Linked DNA regions of Homo sapiens: region 1 is linked to region 2. The links are chromatin contacts, found by Hi-C or POLR2A ChIA-PET in ENCODE. All regions are on one chromosome and are shown on one strand. The core of a region is the stretch at or near the end of the contact, and the rest is flanking DNA. Distances in the headings are between cores, read along the strand shown.

Region 1 (6,254 bases), core at 1,708-4,207, 280 kb after region 2:
TGGCTGGATGGCTCATTTCTGTTTAGTGCTAAATAAGATTCTATCATCTGGATGCACCGCAGTTTATCCATTCACCTACTGAAGGGCGTCTGGGTTGCTTTCAAGTTTGGGGCAATTATGAAGAAGGCTGCCATAAACATCCGTGTGCAGGTTTTCATACATTTTAAACTCATTTGGGTAAATATATGACCCACTGCAATTGTGGGGTAAAATGGAAAGAATATGTTTAGTTTTTTAAGAAACTGCCAAACTGTCTTCCAAAGTGGCTGTACCATTTTGCTTGCCCTCCAGCAATGAATGAGAGATCTCATTGGTCCACATCCTTGTCAGCGTTTGGTGTTGTCAGTGTTTTGGATTTTGGCCATTCTAATAGGTGTGTAGTGGTATCTCATTGCTTTAATTTGCAGATCCCTAATGACATATTATATTGAGCATCTTTTCACATGCATATTTGCCATCTGTACATCTTCTTTGGTGAGATATCTGGTCTTGTGCCCATTTTTAATTGGGCTGTTTGTTTTCCTATTGCTGAATTTTAAGAGTTATTTGTATATTTTGTATAATACTTCTTTATCAGATTTATTTTTTGCAATATTTTCTCCCAGCCTATAATATCTTCTGATTCTTTTGACAGTGTCTTTTGCAGAGCAGAAGTTTTTAATTATAATGAAATCCAGCTTACCAATTATTTTTTCATGGATTGCTCCTTTGGCCTTTGGTATTGTATCTAAAACGTTATTGCCAAACCCAAGGTCATCTAGATCTTTCTCCTTTGTTATTTTGTAGAGTTTTACAATTTTGTGTTTTGGTTTTTTTAATTAAATACAAAGGGATTGGTGGTTTTTGTTTCTTGGTAGAAACATAGTTTGTTTCTTTACCAGTGACATAAGCAATAACTTAAGTAAATAAATGAATGACTAGGAAACTCTTTGACTAGGCCAACCCCCATAGCCTTAATAACCACAACTTAACATTTGCAGAATAGGAAGGACTAATCCTTTAATTTATCTTTTATGTCTATCCAGAACTTTAGTCCTATGAGCTGTTTTGTAAACGAGATTTGTTTTGTGGGAAAGGGAATTTTGTTTCAAGACTTCCCTAAGAAACTGATAGCATCGGGTAATTCTTAAATTTGACTTATCATAATGGTATATCTGGAAGGAATTTGTCAACTGATATGTTATAATTATTTTTTAATTTTTTTTAATTTTTGAGATAGGTCTTACTCTCTTGCCCAGACTGGAGTGCAGTGGTGTGATCATGGTTCACAGCAGCCTCAAACTCCTGGGCTCAAGAGATCCTCCCACCTCAGTCTCCTGAGTAGCTGGGACTAAAGGCATGTGCCACCATGCCTGGCTAGTTAATTTTTTTTTTTTTTTAAGTAGAGATGAAGTCTTGCTGTGTTGTCCAAGCTGGTCTCACACTCCTGAGCTTGAGCAGTCCTCCCACCTTGGCCCCTCAAAAGTGTTGAGATTACAGAGGGGAGCCACTGTGCCTGGCCTGATATGTTTTAATTCTAACAGTAGATCTGCATAGAGAGAAAAGTTGGTATTATGAACAAAGGTAGCTTTAATTCGAAGAGACAACCATCCCCATTCCACAACCTCTTTCCACCCAAGCAAGGAAATTTATTGAGGCCAGTAACATTTTAAATGCTTTTTGGAGTTGTTTATTTGCATGTACTTTCTTTCTTATTGTGTAAGATTTGACTTTTTTTTTTAAAGGAGTTTCTTCACATGGATAACTCAGTTTGTATAGCCTAATGTAATCTCAGCAATAAGTCAAAAGCTGTTCTTCTGTAGGGCTATATAGTTCTCTGACATAGGAAATCATTCTTAGTTCCATTATATTGAGAAGAAACAGAGAAGCATTTTACATCCAAGTGCACCAGCAGCTGTTTTGTTACATAGCTGCTGTGTGCAGAGCCCAATACTGAGAATTTTAAGAAGTCACTGAAATATGTCGAAGCACGAGGATGGGTCTGGATCTCCTCACTCTAGACGCCTGTACCTTTTTTCTGTAGTCGGTGAATGAAATTTTGGAACATGAACTGCACGTGTGGAAAGAATTTGTGTGTGGGTGGAGGAAGCATCTAATGGGAACTGAGCTGGGGGAAGTAGAGCTTGGTCCCAGGTGTCCCAGCTGGAAGAGTTTGAAGCCAGACCCAGGGAGCCCTGCGTTTGAGGCCACCTGCACTGCTCACAAGCCACGGGCCTTGGGAAGCCCTTTCTGGGAACTTGCTTGTGGAGCTGAGATGGGGGTCAGAATTATTCTGCAAAGTGGTTCCCACTGAGCAACAAGTGACTTTCTCTTCCTCCACGTTTTCTTCTCCTTACCTCAAAATGGAAGAAACTTCTTGGCAAAATACCATTTAACATAATTTGGCCACACTGAACATTTAAAAATAATCAAAGATGGAGTCTGTGCTGTTAAGAATTGATAAGTATTCCACATAAAATCTAAACATCGTTCTTTTCTTTATTAAATTTTTGGTGTAATGCACAAAAACTTGAAACTTCAGCTTTTAATAAAATTGACTTTATTTCTAAAGAGAAGTGGGAATAACAGTGGTGCTAAGATTAGCAGTAAAAGCCTTTAACCTGCGAATTCCTTCACGCTGGGGTCAAAGAAGGGAAGTCCACGTGGATGTTTGACTTGTGACCTCTTCCTTCATTTAAAAAAAAAAAAGACTTAAATTACTCATGCCCTCAGTTTAAATTTGTGACTGGCATTTGAAACTATGGAATGATTCACTTTTCCTTGTAGCAAGAAAATTTGAAAATGAAAGCAAAATGATGCTCATATTCAAACTGAACCTACTATGAAAAGATGTTTGCTGATGGCTTCGTTGCCCTGCAAACACACACGACAGAGATGGCTGTTGTTCAACACATTATTTTCCTCTTCCTCTGAGCATCTTAGAGAGGGATGACTGTGCATGTTGCCTCATGCGCAGGAGGTGGTGTGCAAAGATCTTTTGGTTTGTATCGTGGCTTACAGGCTCTCATTTAGGCCATGGCATGGTACATTCCAATACCATGAGTGGTTAAATCTCAGGAATTCCAAAGTGTATGAACGGAGTGATGTCAGCTGTACTCTCATTTCATGCTATGTAGCCAGATGTCGTGTAGCTAACCTCAGCAGTTACTATACATAATGTGCTATAACTGGCTGATTTAAGGTAAACTGCCTCAGTTTCCTCATCTGTAAATGATGGCTTTTGACTAAATAATAGCTTAGTTTTCATTGTGAACAAAATGCTTGTTTAGCTGGGCAAACACATTTTTTTTTGCAGAAAAACAGCCCTATCACCAATAGTACCTGCTCTAGTGCTTTTAAAAATTAGAATGAAATTTTGTTTGTACATTTTTGTTTGTTTTTGACAGTCTCACTGTGTCACCCAGGCTGGAGTGCAGTGGCACCATCTTGGCTCACCACAGCCTCAAACTCCTGGGCTCAAGCGATCCTCCTGCTTCAACCTCCTGAGTAGCTGGGACCACAGGTGCATGCTAGTATGCCTAGCTAATTTTTTAATTTTTTGTGGAGATGGGGTCTCACTATGTTGCTCAGGCTTGTCTTGAACTTCTGGGCTCAAGCGATCCCCACGCCTTGGCCTTCCAAAGTGCTAGGATTACAGGTATGAGCCACTGCGTCTGGCCTTGGTTGTACTTAAAAAACAAAAACAAAAAATTAAAAAAAAAAACAACAGAAAACTTTTCATGGCTCCCAGGAGCATTTATATGACTAACAAGTTATCTTTCCTTGCTGATAGTTCCACTTTCCTCGTGTTTGACAGAAATGACTCTTAGTTTAGGAACTCCTCATTAGCTGTTTCCAGGAGCAGTGGGGTATCATTTTGATGCTTCTTTATTTCTTCTATGCAACTAAAATACAAAGTGAAGATACGATGTCTCTGAAATGATAAAGCTACATTTGTCAAAAAGCACATATTTTCCATTCGACATTTTGGCTTAAAGAAATGAAAACTACAGAATGACTTTTTCCTTTATCTGGGTCTGTGCTGTGTATTTACCTATTTAAAAAGATATACAGGTGAAAAATATTTTTTGAAATGAACTTGTCTGAATCAAGATGCACACTCTTGCAGCAACATCACAGGGTGTCTCTGTCACTGAGGACTCTGTCCTCATTTGTGTGGGCTGACTGGGTCGCTGGCTGTGGGAGGCACACATTTGCTATCTTGGTGCAGCAGTTTGTAGTCAGCTGACTGACTTGTTCCTGCACATGCATTTTTTTTCCTGGCAAGTCATAATTCATGTTTTTCCTAAGGTCCAACCCTATTATAACTGACAGATCCTATCTGGCTGAGAAACATGGGCACCCTTCTGTTTTTGCCTCTTGTTCCCAACATATTTGTATGCTTTTCAATAGGAAGCTGACCTGGAGTAAATGCCCAGGGTTGTCTGAGGTCTCTAAATGGAAGGTGTGGTCTGAAACCAGCTAACTATGGCAGCATTAGGGCAAGAGCGCACAGGTAAAGGACTTCTGAAGGAGGGTGGAGGGTGGGAAAGTGGGAGGGGCGAGAGCTAACATGAATGAAACTGAAGAGAAACAGAAGTTGTGGCTGGCATGCAGGAGAAACCCAGATTCCCATTCACCACTTCCTCTCACCTCCAGAAATTACCCATCATTCCTCTCTATTTTGCAATCCTCTCTATTTCCCCTGAAGGTTCTGCTTTGAATGCTGTCTTCCCAGCAGAAATGTTGAAGGGAAGTAGCTCAGCCCAGTTCCCTTCTGGGCCACCACTTTCAACTGTAGACTTTCTAGTCAGAGCCAAGAAGGCCATGGACTCTGAGAATGGCATTTAAAGTCTCTGCCGGGCTCCACTTAGTTCCCCTTCCCCTACAGATGCCTTATTCCCTCGAAATGCAAACGAGGCTCCATGGCCACAGTTTCCTTCCTCTTTCTGTCCACATTCCAGTCGTTCACCATCTCGAGAACACTGGGGCACCCTCCTCTACCCCCAGCCAGAGCTGTCATTTAGTTGTGATCCACAAATCTGCTAAAGAGAAAGGTGCCCTGCTATCATTTTGCAAAGGCTTGCTTGGAACACATTCCTGCCATTCTTTTTTGCTGCTCTGTAGCCTGAGTGATTATTTGTTTAGTGTAGGAGTAAATATGAGGGGTGCTGTGTTTCTTAAAAACAAAACAAAACAAAACTTTTAGTGACATATGCTCATTGGGGGAAATAAGATAGAAATAAATAATATTGAAAACAAACACCCGTCAATCACGTGACAACCACAATATAGCACTTTGGTGAAAATGGTCTTAATTTAAAAAAGAAAGTCCATCTTTCTAGGTATCTGAGCAATTCATTACTATTCTATGTAATTTTTGTGGGTTTATAATTAATTTTGTAGATTGGGATTTACTAGCATGTGATACCTTGTAAAGGACATTTTACATTAAATTATCTTCCTCCCTAGCACATTGCCTAATTCTGTCACTTGTATTATTGAGGAAACATTTGCAAGTAGGACAAAAAGCTGTCTGCAAATACTTAAGCTTTGAGTTGTTTTTTTCTGAAGTGCGAACACAATCAATTGGGTTAAGTCTCCCAGCCCCTAAGTGGGGGTATTTATGTTTTTTTTAGGAGAGAAACTTTGGAAGTAAATCAGAAGTACCCAGGGCCAATGGCCAGAGTCTTAGAGGAAACATAAACCTCTAGGATCCAGTGAGTATCCACAAACTTAGAGCACTGCGAAGGAAACAGTTGGGTTAGCGTTTTATTAGGAAGGTCAGAGATGATTTAGAAAGTTAACCCTTCCAAGGGGTAATTACCCCCAATATGTGTCCGTTGTGGCATGCTGTGTACATTCACTACTTTTTTTTTTAGTGGGAAAATAACAACATGACTTGGCTGCATGTCCCAGGAAGAGGCCACAGAAATGAAACCTCAGGGTCACATGAAGGAGATTCCCCTGACATATTTCAGAGCTGATGCTTAATGGACCTGAACCAGTTTGCTTTTTTTTTTTTTTTTTTTTTTAAAAGACAGAGTTTTGCTCTTTGGCCCAGGCTGGAGTCAAGTGGCACAATCTCGGTTCACTGTAACCTCTGCCACCCCCCCTCCCCAACCCCCACCCCCGCCAACCTGGTTCAAGCGATTCTCCTGCCTCAGCCTCTCACGTAGCTGGGATTACAGGCACCCCCCGCCACCATGCCCGTCTATTTTTGTATTTTTAGTAGAAACGGGGTTTCACCATGTTGGCCAGGCTGGTCTCGAACT
Region 2 (6,570 bases), core at 3,186-5,685:
ATCGCTTCAAGTATTCGTTTCATGCCATTCACCCTTAAATTTTATTTCAAACTCCAGCCTCTCTTTGCAACTCCAGACTCATTTACAATAGCTCCTGGACCTATTCACTAATGTCCTGTTTATTATCTAGATTTATATGTCCAAGAAAACAATCCTTGATGTTTTTCTCCATAAATCTATGATGTACTCTGCTTGATGACATCATCATCTACTTCATCTCCCAAGCTAGAAGTTTCAATGTTCCCATCCTCTGAACCCCCATAAACCAATACATCAATAAATGCTGAGAAATATCTCAAAATCTGCCTGCTTCCCTATTCTCACTGCCACGATCTCAGATAGAGGCCTGCCTACCACTTATTTGAACTACTGCGGCAGCCTCATCATCTGTCTCCCTACTGTCAGTTTTCTCTACTTGAGTCCATTTTCCTCACCTGCTCCAGAATGAGTTTCCTAATGACAAAGCTAAGCCTATAGCTTCCTGTTTAAAAATCTCTCGTGACTGCCTAAAACAGAATACTATCCAAACCCAAAGTTAGGCATACAAGTACCTTTGCATTTAGGCCTGTCTCTCACACCACACACACAAACACACACACACACACACACACACACACACACACACACACTTTGCCTAACTACACCAACCCACAAATGCCCACTTCCCTCTTGCCACAATGAACTCCTCACCATGGTCAAACCCCCCCCCACCCCCGAGCCCTTATCTAATCCCACCCCCTTTTCATAGGCTATTCCCTCCACCTGGAGTCAGGTAAATGCAGCTCAAATGTCACCTGAGTGAAGCTGGCCCCCCCTTGCCCTAGACTGGCTGTTGCTCTGTTCTCAGTGTAAACTGTTCACATCTGTGTACAGCATTTATCATGCTGTTTTTTTTTTTTTTTACACATCTGTGTATTATTATGCATACATCTTCCATTATCTGTGAGAAGCTCCTAGAAGGCAGGGACCATGATTTACACATCTTAGTAAGTACCTAGCTTATTACCTGGTACTCATCATTTTTTGTTTGGTTGGTTTTGTTTTACATGTATACAATATATTCCATCAGTTATGCACGTGGTAACAGAAGGCTATGATACCAGTGCTGGATGTGAGATCATAATGTTGAAAAGCAACAATTCAAATAGATGAACAAACCAATGGAAAATCATAAACCCAGAGTTTTAAAGCACAGCTCTGGCCTAGATGTACTCCGGGGCTTAAAGACTATATACTGCCCACGTACTCAAACATTTGCCTGAGAACATCTATAGCTAAAGCAAAATAAAAAAGATTCCTCCTAATCACTAATTCTCAATAAATCCTTTGACATGGGCAGGAAATGTTAGTGTTTAACATTAGAGGAAACTAAAATTCAACCATTAAATGACTAACTCAAAATCATGAAATCAAGCACAAAGCTCAGATTAAAATTCTGAAACCTCTAGCCCTCAGATTTATTATATTGGCCATTTACATATAAGTGAGCAATATCTCCAACTAATTAAAAAGTATTTTGAAGGCCAGGCGCGTTGGCTCACACCTGTAATCCCAGCACGTTGGGAAGCTGAGGCAGGCGGATAACTTGAGGTCAGGAGTTCAAGACCAGCCTGGCCAACATGGTGAAACCCCGTCTCTACTAAAAATACCAAAAAAATTAGCTGGGCAAAGTGGCACACACCTGTATTCCCAGCTACTAGGGAGGCTGAAGCAGGAGAATCGCTTGAACCCGGGAGGCGGAGTTTGCAGTGAGCTGAGATGGTGCCACTGCACTCAACCTGTGTGACACAGCAAAACTCTGTCTCAAAAAAAAAAAAAAAAGTATTTTGAAAAGTAGAAAGGCAATTGGAATTGCTATATTGACATGCAATATTGAAGTATACATTTAAAAAAAAAACTAAAGAATCAAAGTAACATTTGGTAAAAACTAAAAATCTGCTTCTTCTTATCCCTTAATTTTTCTCCAAAAAAATAAAGAAATGGAAAAAGAAACAAAAAAACTAACATTTCAAACCTTCAAGGAATTATTGCTATACAAATTACATCTTATTGGCCAGGTGTGGTGGCTCACATCTGTAATCCAAACACTTCGGGAGGCCAAGGTGAGTGGATCATTTGATCCCAGGAGTTCAAGACCAGCCTGGGCAACATAGTGAGACCCTGTCTCTACAAAAAAATACAAAAATTAGCCAAGCATGGTAGCATGCATCTGTAGTCCCAGCTACTCGGGAGACTGAGGTGGGAGGATCACTTGAGCCCAAGAGGTCAAGGCTGCAATGAGCCAAGATCACACCACTGCACTCCAGCCTGAGCAATAAAGTGAGACCCTGTCTCAAAAAACCTGAAAATGGAACGGGTGCAGTGGCTCACACCTGTAATCCCAGCACTTTGGGAGGCCGAGGCGGGAGGGTCACCTGAGGTCAGGAGTTCGAGACAAGCCTGGCCAATTAAAAACACAAAAATTAGCCGGGCATGGTGGCAGGCACCTGTAATCCCAGCTACTCAGGAAGCTGAGGCAGGAGAATCGCTTGAACCTGGGAGGCAGAGGTTGCAGTGAGCTGAAATCATGCCACTGCACTCCAGCCTGGGTGACAAGAGCAAAGCTCCGTCTCAAAAAAAAAAAAATTGAAAATGAAAAATAAATAATTTAAAAACAAATTACATCATATTCACAAATTGTATCTAAGTTCCAACTTATCAAAAGTTTCATACCATTTATCAGAATTGAAAATTTAAATTACTGGAATTGAAAAATAAGTAAAGCAACATCTTTGGCTTAGGCTTAGAGTAATTATAGTGTGCCTATCAGTTATATAAATTATTTCAAAGGTAACCCAGGTGACGGACGTTGCAGTGAGCGTGAGCTGAGTTTGCACCACTGCACTCCAGCCTGGGCCACAGAGCAAGACTGTCTCAAAAAAATAAATAATTCCAAAGGTAAAAAAGAAGTAAATTGGGTGACTCTTGCTTATAGCTACAATCTATATTTGGATCATGTCTTTTATTAAACTCACCCATGCTGCCTTTTTTTAAACTTCTTTTTGGACAGCTACAAAATGGGCTTACCTACCCTACAGTCAGCAAACATAACCAAACCACAAGTATTAAAAGGTCTGGGAAAAAAAGGAGTCACAACTGCCAAGCAAAGAATACACTTCATTCATATCACACTCCTTGCCAAACAAAACAAACGTTCTTGGAAGTTGTGTAAAACCCATTTTGTTCAATCAAATCATATTTTAAATATATTGTGGGTCATTAAAGAAAACTGGAAACGTCGACAAATTAAAAAGGATTAGAGGTGCACGTTTTCTCTGGCTTACACGTGTGGATGTTTTGACAAGAGCCTTCCCTGACTCTACCCGTAGCTCAGTGTGTGCTTTAGAAACAAATCTCAGTTTATTCTCTGGCCCGGCCCTACCATTTCCGCACCATTTCCATGGTCATTTCACAGAGGAAGAAGGAAGCTGAGGCTTAAGTGAGGTGAAGTCACTGACCTAGGTTCTTAGTGGACAGTGACAGCTGGGCCTGAACACTGCACAAATTATTAATACCATGCATTCCACTAAGCTGCAGCCTGACCACTGTGGAGAGGCTCATGGAATTTAATGTGCCTTTTCTATCTTATTTTGACTCATCTTAAAATATTAAAAACAAATAAAAGTAGCCGTGCAATGATCAGAAAAGCTGTTCACATTTACTTATGTCGTTCTCTTGAACACTTAAAAATAATTAACTCAGAAACACAGGGTAGCATCCTACATGCGGCGGTGCTGGGCTTGGGCCTCTCCAAGCGGCCTATGACTTTCTGCAAACCAACCAGCGCCCTGGTTCTGTCCCCGCAAATCCAGCTGATTGTTCTGAGACTCTTTTCTGGGACGGAATTGAAAACTCCAGCGGTGCCGTTCCTGGCAGTCCCTTCCTCGGCCCGCCGAGGCCCAGGCCCAGGCCGCGCTCCTACCTTGTCCAGGACACAGATTTCCTCTCCCAGTCGCAAACCCTTGGGTCAGACTCTTGGACCACGTCAGACCGATCAAACCGGCTGATCAAACTTTACTTAGAACTTTCCCAAGTCGTCCCGGCCTGGATCGCGCTCTGCCTGCCGGGGACACCACAGCGGGCAGCGCCGGGACCCCAGGGGCGCGCGCCCCCCAGGCCCGGAGAACGGGCCCAGGGCCTGAGGGCGACGCCCCTTCCCGAACGGGCCCGCAAGGGCGGGGCGGCAGCCACCGGCGCAAAATTCCACTCAAGAACCTGGTGGGAGGGGCGGGGGAAGGAAATTCAGAAAAAAACGAGAACCTGGCACCACCACACGCAAGCTTTCCGCTCGGCCGCTGCCGCCAACGCCGCCGCCACCGCCGCCCCTGCCAAACGGTTTCAAATCCTTGCGGGCCGCTGGGTCGCCGCCGCCCAGCAGCCCGGGGGCGGGGACTTTCGCGCTCGCATTTCCCCGCCCCCTACTCCACCCCTCTAGCCTGCGGTGCGGTTGCCATGGCGACGTTCCCGGCGGCGGCGACCACCGGCGCCCCAGGCTGGGGGCGGAGACTTCCGCGCGGGCATTTCTCCACCCACAGGTGGCGGCGTGCGCGCGGCCCCGTTGCCATGGCGACGCTCCTGCTGGCCCAGCAACCGCCAGACTCGCACCCCAGCTTGTGGGCCCCTTGGCGGGTCCCCAGTCGAAGCTTCCGGGATAACCCGACCACAGTTTGAATGCTGCTGCCCTCCCGCATCCCGCGCAGAGTCGCTTATGATCACCTTAGGGGCCGTGGCGAAAAAATAAGGGCACAGAAAATGGGGCGGCTGGAGGATGTTCACAAAAGGGGTGATCCGTTATGTGGACAGACATCAGAGTTGAATGGGTCTCAAGTGAAAATTTCCTCACTCTCTGATATATCAAAACCCAAGTCAAATTCTTCAAAAGGTTCTTTTTAAAACCTATCTCACTGGAAGTAAACACCAACAGCTAGCTCTTCCTTGTCTCAAAGACAAATCATGCTAAGGAAAATAAAGGGTACAGAATGCTTTTAAGAATGTTTAGTTTTCAAAAGCATACTTGAACATGTTTATAACTAGGGAATGATATATAATCCAGATAATTAGTACTGAGAATCAAGGATGCAAAATCAAGCATGCAATTGCAGGAATTTAACCAGTCAGTTAATACATTCAAGATAGATAAACTGGCCGGGCGGGGTGGCTCACGTCTGTAATCCCAGTACTTTGGGAGGCCAAGGTGGGCGGATCAGGAGGTCAGGAGATCGAGACCATCCGGGCTAACACGGTGAAACCCTGTCTCTCCTAAAAATACAAAAAATTAGCCAGGCGTGGTGGCACACGGCTGTAATCCCAGTTACTCGGGAGGCTGAGGCAGGAGAATTGCTTGAACCCGGGAAGCAAAGGTTGCAGTGAGCCGAGATTGCGCTACTGCACTCTAGCCTGGGCGACAGAGCGAGACTCAAAAAAAAAAAAAAAGATAAACTACCCTACTCCAGCCTCAGGAGGAGGAGGACATTGGTCAAAGGAAACAAAATTTAAGTTAGATTGGAGGAATAAGTCTAAGCGATCTATTTTACAACGTGGTGACCATAGTAAATGATAATGTATTGTGTTCTTGAAAATTGCTAAAAGAGTACATCTTAAGTGTTCTCATCACAAAATTAATAAGTATGTGAAGCAACGCTTATGTTAATTAGCTTGACTTAGTCATTTCACAATGTTGTGCATAATAAATATATGCAATTTTTAGAATCATAAACTGCATTGCTGAAAGAATATGAAATGAATTTGACAAATGGTGTCTAAATAAACATGAAAAGAAAAATAGAAGATAAATAAATAGAAGATAAATCAAAGAAAAAATGTAACAAGCTCAAGCTCATCTCAGAGGAAATAACTATAGCAGAAAAATATAACTGAAAATGAAAAATGTCTTTAAATATTTCCTCTACTTAGGTGAAAATAAGATGAGTAGATCTCCCTTCCCGCTTTTAAGAACAAGCTGATTGTCATTTTTTTCATTTATATATATCATTTTCATTTATATATTTTTCATTCATATATACACACACATGCAAATAAAAATATTAAGATATGCATAGAGAGTTTTATTATTTATGTTATATGTATATAACATGAAAGGGATACCAGCTTGAGCCTGAGCTGTGTTCACCTTAGAACTCAAGCCTACATGTCATGTTTAGACGACTGGTAGGCAAGTTTCACTTGGAAACTCCTTACCTGAGAACCAAGGAACCTCCTAGAAATTAAGTCATCCTGGCTGAGCATGGTGGCTCATGCCTGTAATCCCAGCACTTCGGGAGGCTGAGGCAGGTGGATCATGAGGTCAGGAGTTCAAGACCAGCCTGGCCAATATGGTGAAACCCCGTCTCTACTAAAAATACAAAAATTAGCAGGTGTGGTGGCAGACGCCTGTGATCCCAGCTACTCAGGAGGCTGAGGCAGGAGAACCGCTTGAACCCAGGAGGTGGAGGTTGCAGTGAGCCAAGATCACGCCACTGCACTCTAGCCTGGGTAACAGAGTGAGACTCTATCTCGAAAAAAAAAAGAAAA

Evidence for each region. Hi-C counts contacts between places; a loop is a spot of excess contacts on that map. ChIA-PET counts read pairs that join two places held with the same protein, here RNA polymerase II (POLR2A). Pooled maps may share reads with other maps.
Region 1: a pooled map shows a loop between it and region 2 (2.6-fold over the local background). The contact joins the enhancer-like site here to the promoter of CEP112 in region 2. A Hi-C loop is called at or near these places in 6 of 50 pooled maps. POLR2A ChIA-PET finds 5 or more read pairs at or near these places in 2 of 52 experiments (GM12878 and activated CD4-positive, alpha-beta T cell).

The regions. Positions count from the first base shown.
Region 1 is chr17:66,464,199-66,470,452 of GRCh38, forward strand. All of the region lies in intron 2 of PRKCA (protein kinase C alpha), which reads left to right. Among named protein-coding and RNA genes, the nearest start is that of PRKCA-AS1, 50 kb to the left of the region's middle. RefSeq lists a silencer at 2,813-3,107. Within about 2 kb of position 2,958, at least 14 of the 41 ENCODE cell types and tissues checked have a DNase peak (open chromatin) inside an H3K27ac peak, as active enhancers do.
Region 2 is chr17:66,187,698-66,194,267 of GRCh38, forward strand. It overlaps CEP112 (centrosomal protein 112), which reads right to left and starts at 4,436. Exons shown (of 27, transcript NM_001199165.4): 1 at 4,300-4,436.